Regions from separate parts of the Homo sapiens genome. Here region 1 is linked to region 2. Evidence: chromatin contacts called from ENCODE Hi-C or POLR2A ChIA-PET data. All regions are on one chromosome and are shown on one strand. The core of a region is the stretch at or near the end of the contact, and the rest is flanking DNA. Distances in the headings are between cores, read along the strand shown. Region 1 has its middle 410 kb from the start of ESRRG. Region 2 holds the start of ESRRG (estrogen related receptor gamma).

Evidence for each region. A loop is a pair of places that touch in the nucleus more often than their neighbours do. ChIA-PET counts read pairs that join two places held with the same protein, here RNA polymerase II (POLR2A).
Region 1: a loop to region 2 is called in a map with no recorded cell type, with 2.1 times the contacts of the local background. The contact joins the enhancer-like site here to the promoter of ESRRG in region 2. A Hi-C loop is called at or near these places in 1 of 37 single-sample maps with no recorded cell type. POLR2A ChIA-PET finds 5 or more read pairs at or near these places in 1 of 52 experiments (naive thymus-derived CD8-positive, alpha-beta T cell).

The regions. Positions count from the first base shown.
Region 1 is chr1:217,131,700-217,136,349 of GRCh38, forward strand. It overlaps a transcript of ESRRG not described here. Among named protein-coding and RNA genes, the nearest start is that of ESRRG, 410 kb to the left of the region's middle. RefSeq lists enhancers at 1,983-2,749, 4,298-4,650 and a silencer at 2,908-3,202. Within about 2 kb of position 2,977, at least 3 of the 41 ENCODE cell types and tissues checked have a DNase peak (open chromatin) inside an H3K27ac peak, as active enhancers do.
Region 2 is chr1:216,720,727-216,725,090 of GRCh38, forward strand. ESRRG (estrogen related receptor gamma) reads right to left here and starts at 2,703. Exons shown (of 7, transcript NM_001438.4): 1 at 2,518-2,703. The coding sequence starts at 2,573.

The DNA of each region.
Region 1 (4,650 bases), core at 1,727-4,226, 410 kb after region 2:
GCCCTGAACATATGGCTAATACATAATCGGAGAATTCTATTTCTTCACTTAAGGGGAAAAATTTGAGTTCAAATTGGTGAGACCTAATAGAAAAGTATCAAGTTAATTGAAATTCCTTGTCAAAGAGTCACTTAGTTCTCTGGGTTCTCCCTAATTCCTTCCCTCCTGACATCTGGGTTTCAGGCCTCAGCTCTTTGCCTTGAAATGTGTAAATTTGATGATCAAATAAAATCCTGGAAGGAGACTATACTCAGTTCCTCTAGACACTGACCTCTTAGAAAAAGAAATCCCAATAAGGGAGGGCACAAGATTAGGAAGACCCCATTGCTGGAGCTCTGGAGTTGCTGACCCAAGAAAGATGATGTTGGGGATCAGAGTGGAAAAGGAGGGAGGAAAGGAATTGTTCCAACTTTTAGGAAAAGCTTAGCCATTGCCTTCATCTGTCCATGCTCAGTAATTTTATTTTTTTAATTTTGTAGAGAGGGAGGTCTCACTGTGTTGCTCAGGCTGGTCTCAAACTCCCAGAGTCCAGTGATCCTCCTGCCTTGGCCTCCCAAAGTGCTGGGATTACAGGTGTGTGACACCTTGAGCTAGGCCAATTAATTCCGTATTCTAGTCAAAGGTCTAGCTGGGAAAAGGGAGAGGAACAACTGGGATTGGTTCTCAGGCCATTTTAGTACCCAGATGACACAGCCATGCTGGTAGAGAAGGAAGGACGGTGGCTGAGGAATTGCAAGTGGGATTGAGAAAGGTGGGGAATTTCAAGGCTCATAAAGTTATCTTGGTCTGGGATGGTTCAAGCTGATTATCGCATCCCTGGCAACTTAGCAGCCAGTGGCACCACGAAAAACACAATTTAGGAACTGTCAAGAGATTATGCTCTGATTATTGGTAAAATGGTGGCTGCCACTTATAACCATGATCTAAGGTCGGTCGTCTAAGAAAAGCAGGGCCTGTATGCAGATGGGCACAGGTACCCACTTCTGTCCAATTCCACGTGCATGGACACTCTCTTGTTGCTTCTTCTTGGGGGTTACAGGTGCATGGTTACCCCGTCCTTGCCTCGTTTTGGGGGTTACAGGTCACAGATCTGAAGTATTTCTAAGAGGACAATTCCTCTTTCTGCCATTTTCCAGAGTTGCTTGAAAACGAGCTAATTTGGAGGAAATGAAATTTCTTCTTTCTTCACTAACTGATTTGGAAACAAATGGGCCTCTCCGTTCTCTGTCACCACCTCCCTTCCATACCCCGAAAGTTTCTTGTCTAGTTTTGTCTACATGGTGGAAATGTCATCTTTACTCGCAAGGAGAAAGAGAACTTGGGGTCCTTCCTATCTAGAGCCCCAGACTGTGAGGAAAGACCCAGGGCTCTAGAGGTCAGGCCACAGAGGCCTAGCGCGGGAAGGACAGGCCAGAAAGAAGCCTGCTGTTGGGAGAGCGAACTAGAAAGCTATGGCCAGCATTGCCGCATAGAGAGCTGAGCGAGTGAGTCTCACAGCCAGAGCAAGTCACTTTCCTAAGCGACGGAAGCTCCCGAATTTTAAGATCCCGTCAAAGGCGGGAAAAGCCCTAATGCTTCACAAAATTCTTGAAAGCGGAATGAATGATTTAGACTACAAACACTATGCTCCCACCGCTACCCAGGAGCCTGGCGCCTAGCGCCCCATCTTCAGGACCCAGAGTTTATGCTAAAGTAAAATTGCCGGAGGTACTGGGAGCCCACGCTCGGGCCTTCTCCAACTTTGGCCAATACTTGAGCGACGCGTGTCATAGAAACATTTTGGGGATGGGGTATCTAAATGTGTCTGAGGGTCCTTGGCTAACTAACTCCTTCACTCTTGAAAGTCCTGGGCTTTTCAAACTGAACAAGGTGGAAAGAAAGACAGCTAGCAATGGTGTTTTCCTTTTTTCTTTCTTTCTTTCTTTCTTTCTTTCTCTCTCTCTCTCTCTTTCTTTCTTTCTTTCTTTCTTTCTTTCTTTCTTTCTAACTGTGCTTTTACTTTGAGTCTTTTCCTTCTCTCTTTTCCTCAGTACTTCTGCCTTTCTTACTTTGACCTGTTCTCTCCTTTCCTTCCCTTCCCATTAGGGCCTAGGGCAAAGATCAACAGCTAAGATAAACCCTCAACCAAAGAGCTGAGCGCATTTACAGTTGGGGAATGGGGCTGAGAGATACTGAGACATCGCACCTCCAGCACCTGAATTCCAACATTTAGAGGTCAGAGCCACCGGTTTCTGCCTATGAAGATGTACTAAGTTTCGCATCTACCCATATCCCCGAATGTGGCCCAGAGTTAGTGGCAGAAACTTGTTTCTGCTTTTAACTTTGCAGTTGAGTTTTGGAAAGCGGTTTTGGGAGGGCCAGGTTGAGAATCTGGGCAGCTCCGGGCCAGATGCGGGCGCCCCGGGTCCTGTCTGAACCAGACTGCTGCTGCAATGTGAGCTCGGGAGGGAACTGGGGATGCGAGCTGGGAACAGACCGCGCTCCAGCCCCCATGGTTTGTGACGGGGAACTTCGGGCGCACACACCCTGGGGAGTAGGTCTCCTCCAAATGGCACCGACACAGACTGGCGCTGGATCTTCTCTCCCTGCTAATCTATCCGCAAAGACCGCCTGGGCACTTTTGGGGGAATGTGGCCAAAAGGGGACTCTAACTGCGACATCTACAGAGGAAGGAGAAACTGGTGGTGCCTAAGAAGTTGATCTCGATGCGCGCAGTGAGGGCACAGGGCCCTGCGCGCCAGAGAAGCGAAGCCAGCGGTCTCCACTTACTTGTTCTTAATTCCTCCCTACCCCCGCTCTGGCCTCTCATTTTCGGCCTCATGGATCCAAGACCCGAGGTTATTTTCAGTCACAACTTTCTCCACACCCCGTACCCCCAAAAGTGTACCTCAGCTCAGGCGGGAAAGGGCACTTTGACCCGCCGTGCGCGAGTTTCCAGCCAGCCGCTGCGCGCCTGAGAGAAAGAGCGCCTGGCTGCGGCTCCGAGCGCACAGCTCTTCCCCGCGTGTTTGGCGCGGCTACGTTTCTCTTGCTCCGGGCTGAGGCTCGAGGAACCTCGCCAGCCTGCTGTGGTCCCGTCCCCTTGACGTTTGATTTCTAAAACCGCATAGTCTGCGGCTCTGGCATTTAGAAAAAGAGGACAAGGTCAAGGCCTGTGGACCGACCGCCGCGATCCGCTTGCACCTTTGCTCTCACAGCAAGCGAGTCCTGGCCGCAGCCGCTGGAAAAAGGTGCCGCAGCGCCCAGTTTACCTGGAATTCAGGGACCTGACCCTGACTCTATTTCCGGCTAGTCCCAGCCTCTCCTTCCTCTCCTTTCCCCGCTTTCCGCCCAGGGCGGTTCTGAGATTTTGATTAAGAGAGATCTGTCCCCGCACCGCAGAGGGATGGTGCCAAATGGCCAGGCTTCCTGGGCACTGCGTCCTCATTCCCAGGTCAGAGCTACTGCGAAAGGAAAGGTCTCCATCTGGACGCACCTCGTCCCCTCCCCCAGCGCGCGGGGCAGCCCTCTAGGGCCAGCTCGGGCACGCGCTTTTCCCCCTCCTCACCCCCTGCTCCGCCCAGCCCCGTACAGTTTTATTCTTTATGAAACACACACGCCCACCCCGCCTCCCACGTAAAGGCCAGTCTTGACTCATTTTGCGCCCAGATGCAAACTCAGCTGGAAGTTGAGGGTAGGGCCAAAGAGGTGAGGGGAGGGTAAGAGATACAGCGAAATAGAGAATGAGAAGGGAGAAATCAAAGGGGGAGGAGGGACAAGAGAAAGCGTGTGGAGCTGGAGGTTGAAGGGGCAGAGGCGGAGGCCAAGGACTGAGCAAGGGGCGCGCGCGCGGCGGCGGCGGCGGCGGTGTTGGCGGCGGCGGCGGCAGGGCGGCTGCACCTCCTCCCAGCCTTTTCGCCCGCGCGCGCGAAGCGGGGTCAGGCGCGGACCCACATTCACCGACTGCAGAACTGTTTTCTTTGCCACTACCAGAGGGTGTTTCGGGGCTCCCCACGGTCTTCTCCCTGGCTGCTTGCCGCGTGAGAGCAGAAATAAAACAAAACAAATCACGGGACACGACGGAGTCGGGCCGCTGGGCGCCTCCGGGATCGCTCTCACTTTGCACTCGGAAGCGGGCGCGGGGATTCGGGCTGCCGCGTGTAGCCTATAAATAGCAAACTTTTTGACCGAAGCAACTAACAAATAAGAGGAGCAGGCGTGCATTTTGCTCAAGATCCCCCCTTTTCTGGGGACGACCTTACTCCCACCCCCGCCCCCTTTGCAGTAGTTGTGAGGGGATAGATTGGGAGAGAGAGATGAAATTTAATTTTATTAGAATTTACAGTAGTGGTGTTAATTTTTGCGGAAGGGGGTAAGAATCTCGCCATTTATCTGACCTTCTCTACCCACCTACCTTTGCTACCCTTCTCCCCCACCCAACAACTGGCACTGGATGGGAAGGGCAAAGAGCGGAGCTCCCAGGGAGGGTGGCTGTTGAAGACAGGGGGCGGAGGGCGATCCGGAGCCGGGTTTCTCTCTGGGAGTACCGGAGTGAGTGGGAGGGAAAGGGAAAGCAACGCCAGGAGTTGGCGTTTTCCTGAGGTACTGGGACAGGAATTTAGGTAACCCAGAATTTTAGATGGAAGTGCGAAAGGTGAGTGCGGAAGGCAC
Region 2 (4,364 bases), core at 1,453-3,952:
AGAAAGAGTGAAACATACAAAATAAAACTTGTGTAGCTCCAAACACGAATCTTAAAACACGAAACTTAAATTTTCAATGTCTGGACTTCAGTGATCAGGCTGAAATTTACTAAACTGTTCCCTCCTCGCCTTGTCTGTTTTGGAGTGTTTCAGTTGCCTTTCCTTCTTCCAACAGCTGTGACAACTGTTAAAACAGTCAGTAAAATTAAGTCCGCTCTATAATCCTGTAGTCAATGTTACATTTTAATCAGAGGTTGAAAGGGATTCATGTGATGAGCACACTCATTTAGAATGATTAGACTGACACATATGTCAAAATGAGCAGATATATTATTTTCATCTATTTATGCTATCAGCTATTACTGCTATTAAATGTGAAACAAGCTTTCAAGTATTATGTTCTTTAATGTGCTGGCACATTTCCTAAAATAAAAAAATACATAGTTAGAGGTTAACATTTTAAGCTCTCTTAATGGTGGTCAATAAATGGTATGAATCTTTTTAACAGCCTCCAAAGCAGAAACTGTCCAATATTTGCCCCTAAAACTGTATAACTCTGGTTTCATTTCTGTGTATACACACACGTGATGGGGTTTAACCCGGTACAATTACTATGAATATTAATAGCATGTATAAATTCTGTGGTTTATTAATTGAGACAGAGAGGCAGATGCGTTGCTTAGCGTTAGATCTTTCTGTCTGTCCAGTGAACCACGTAACCATCAGAACTGCATCCAGACAATAAATCTGTATTTTTTAAAGATGACTTTTAATTGAGCCCAAAAGAAAGCTAGTTTGAATCTTGCGCCAAAGCCAAAAGGACATGTGCCTTGACTTCATTTAAATGCATCTGCTTTAAGAGGCTTATCTAAACGAATTATTCAAATTAGCTATAAGAAGTTAAATTCAAGGAAACTACTTCAAAAAGAAGCCTCTGGGGGATTTTTAAAGTTTGTTTTCTTTATTTATTTACAAGAGAAAGTTCAGAATCTGGGCGTGCTTGGATAAGACATTCTTCCTGACACGAAGACGTCTTAAACTCTCCAATTCTACAGCCCGAAGTACACTAACCTTCAAACTACACTTGAGCGGGCAGTCTTACCTTTGTTTATTTTTCATTTTTATTTTTACACATCTTAAGGTTGTTTCTTCCCTTGAGTGTTTCAAACTGATGCAAGCACAGCCTTATAATCTTTCAGTTCCTCCTAAATCCATCTCTTGGCTAATATTCCCTGTGTGAGCATGGATGTGGGTGGATGTGCATGTGTGAGCGTGCATACACACACACACTCACACTCACGCTCAAACATACAGGAGCAGCCACTGAGACTGCAAGTCACTTTTCATCTCTTACTTAATTACAAAGCAATGCAATATGCAGTCACTAAGGACAGCTAGTGGACATCTACCTATAATGCACTACCTCATCTTCTAGAGTTTGATATTTTCTTCACAATCTATAGAGAGAAATGTTTGCCAAGGGCACTCTTTTCAGAATTATAACAGTTGGTATTACTGTAATGTGAAAGCAAAGCAATATAACTGACTCAACAGAAAGGGAGATAAACCAGTGACAGCTCTCGTGATATACTAACATTTTATCTTAACAGTAGGTTGAAATTAAGTTTATCACCTACTCATTTACACAAAAATGCCTAACTTACTTCTCGTACCCCCTACTCACTCCCCCCCCTTTAGTAATCTAAATATATATTTCCATGTGCATAAAGATATCCATAAATACTAATTAAACTGCTTGTAAGAACGAAAGTACTTTTCTATATTTTCTGGACACAACAAACGAGACAAATCCACACTCTGAGCAGTATTTAAGGGGAAAATTTTAAAGTCACTACTGTTTCTTCTTTAGTTTTTTTTCCCCCCTTAAATATTTATAATGTGTGAAAATCTCATGTTACTTAATGGACTGATTTGTCAGTTAAGTGCTGACTTAACGCTAACCATGCAAATAACATTATTCTAGCTCAGAATTGCATAGGGCTAGCTTTTAAATTGTTCTCTGAAGGAGAATTAGTAAATGTGCAATTTTGCCTCTAACTCTGCGCGGTAAGAAATGACAAGGAGCTGAAAATATCTGTCAAACTGCAAATACATAAGAGGCCCTCAATAGTATAAATCATTTTGAATATTGTATTTTAAAACATCTTTCCTTGGGAAAATGGGTCCTAGTAAAAGATGCATTTTAACAGTTCACTAAGCATTTGTGCCAAGTGCCTATTCTTAGCACCTGAATAAGAAGTGACTGTCACACAGCTGTTTTACTGACAGTCACTGAGCTTTGCCTCAAAGGTAACATTGTAGTCAGAGAACAATTCTCGACTTACTGAATTAGGAGATCACCCTCAACACAAAAGACACAAGACAGACACAAACAAGCAGTCGTGCACACAAAATACCCAGGGCATTACCTGAATCAGTGTGTAAAGATATAGTCTGTCCGCCCCCACCCCCGCACCCCCACGACGAGTTTAAAAAGGAAAGAAAAAAGGTACCTACTCTTCCTCGTAGTGCAGGGAAAAAGATTCAGGAAGGCAAAGTTCTACCGAATCCATGTGCGACCGGCAACCATTATTTGTGCACCCCAGCTATAAATCAAAGTTTCCTTGACAGAGCACAGTGCAATTAACACAAATGTTCTCCTAGTGACAAGCCTATAGGCACAGCCAGTTGGGACCAAAGCTCTCACACTCTCCTAATCAAGGACTTAAAGCCCCGATTGGAGCTTATTAATATGAAGTAGGGCTTTACATATGCAGTCCCACCGGCCCAGCCGCGCAGCCGATTGGGGGGCCTCTGCCCAATCAGGAGGGAGGCGACGGGAGGCTGCACGGAGCGAGAGGAGCCAGGCAGGTAGGCAGGGTGCAGAGAGCCGAAGGGGGCTGGAAACTGAGAGTGGGCAGAGAAAAAGGGAGCGGAGAAGGGAGCGATTGAAACGCTCCCAATACACACTCTCGGGTTTGATTTTTTTTCCTCCCTTCTCTCTCTTTCTTTTTTTTTTCTTCTGGGAAGCTACAAAAGAAACATAACTAACTTAACTCTCTAAGCACTGGAGGGATTTGCCTTTGATTTCTAACCTAAGATCTCTTTTGCCTTGAAAAGGAGAACTCACGCAGACTCTCAGTTAATTTGGGAAAGGATTCTGCGGAAGGTAGAGAATTAAGTTTGTCCTGCCGTTGTCTGTGTTTTTATTACACCGGGGGCCGCGGCTTATTTGGTGCTGTACTTTCTCATGTATTCCTAATCATGTCTTTTCCTGTTTTCCTGATGTATGCTGGGCATTAAAAATAATAATAATAAAGGCATTCTTCTAAATTGTTTGAGCATGTGAACTGGGATCGTCATCTCTGAGGTGGAATGCAGTTTTACACAACTACAGAAGAGGAGATAGTGACAATACAATTTGAAAGAATGCCTAAGTAAATTATATGTGTAAACCTTTCTATACCTGCGACTGTCTCTTTACATATAGATACAACGCATAGCTTTTCAAAACAACGGTAAACAGCCGCAGGACAAATTGGCTTCTTCAGTTTTAGGGGTGGGGAGTCTGAGGGCTGTGGGGGTAAATAGCGAATTAAATCTCTCTCGATGCATTTTGACAAAATAAAGACAGCATTTTTTTTTTTTTTTGTAGGGAGAGCATTACTAAACAGTGCACTAAAAGTATTCTTAATTATATGTATATATTTCAATACAAGCTTCCAAACTAGGAGGCATATAATTTTATATATGATTTTACCCAAAACATCCTGCTTTCAAATAAAACACAGTGTACACATTTGTTTCTATACATAAGGCACCCTATATGCTTTAAAAAAATCAACCCAGAAACATTTTATAAACCATCACACAGTCTGGTCACTATAAGAACTAGTTTCAAACAGATAATAATTTACAAAACTAAGAATTCTCAATCAAAAGTGTTCAAAAAAATAAAAATAAAAGGAGGATATAAGAGGACAAGTGTGTTTTTTCCTCCTTCAATTGTGTACACCGTGTCTTTAATTTCCATATAACAAAGAGTTTGCTTAGGTCCTATTTTAATCTACAGGATTTTTTTATACTAGCAAATGTACATTGGAATAGATACCAGCTATTTATGGCAAAGAGATAACTGCTACCTTATGGAGAGTGAAAAACCCACAATTTTGATATAATTCAGCTCTACTGCTTATCAACCTTTTACATCTTAAGTCCTACATGATAGAAATAGTATAATCTTTGAGATCAAAATAAATTAGTTCAGATATTCATCGTATGTTAAATTCACTAAATTAGGACTCAACTCCCTTAACCCTCTCAAATTTTCTAGGTCTTTAAAAAACCAAAACACTAAAATAGAG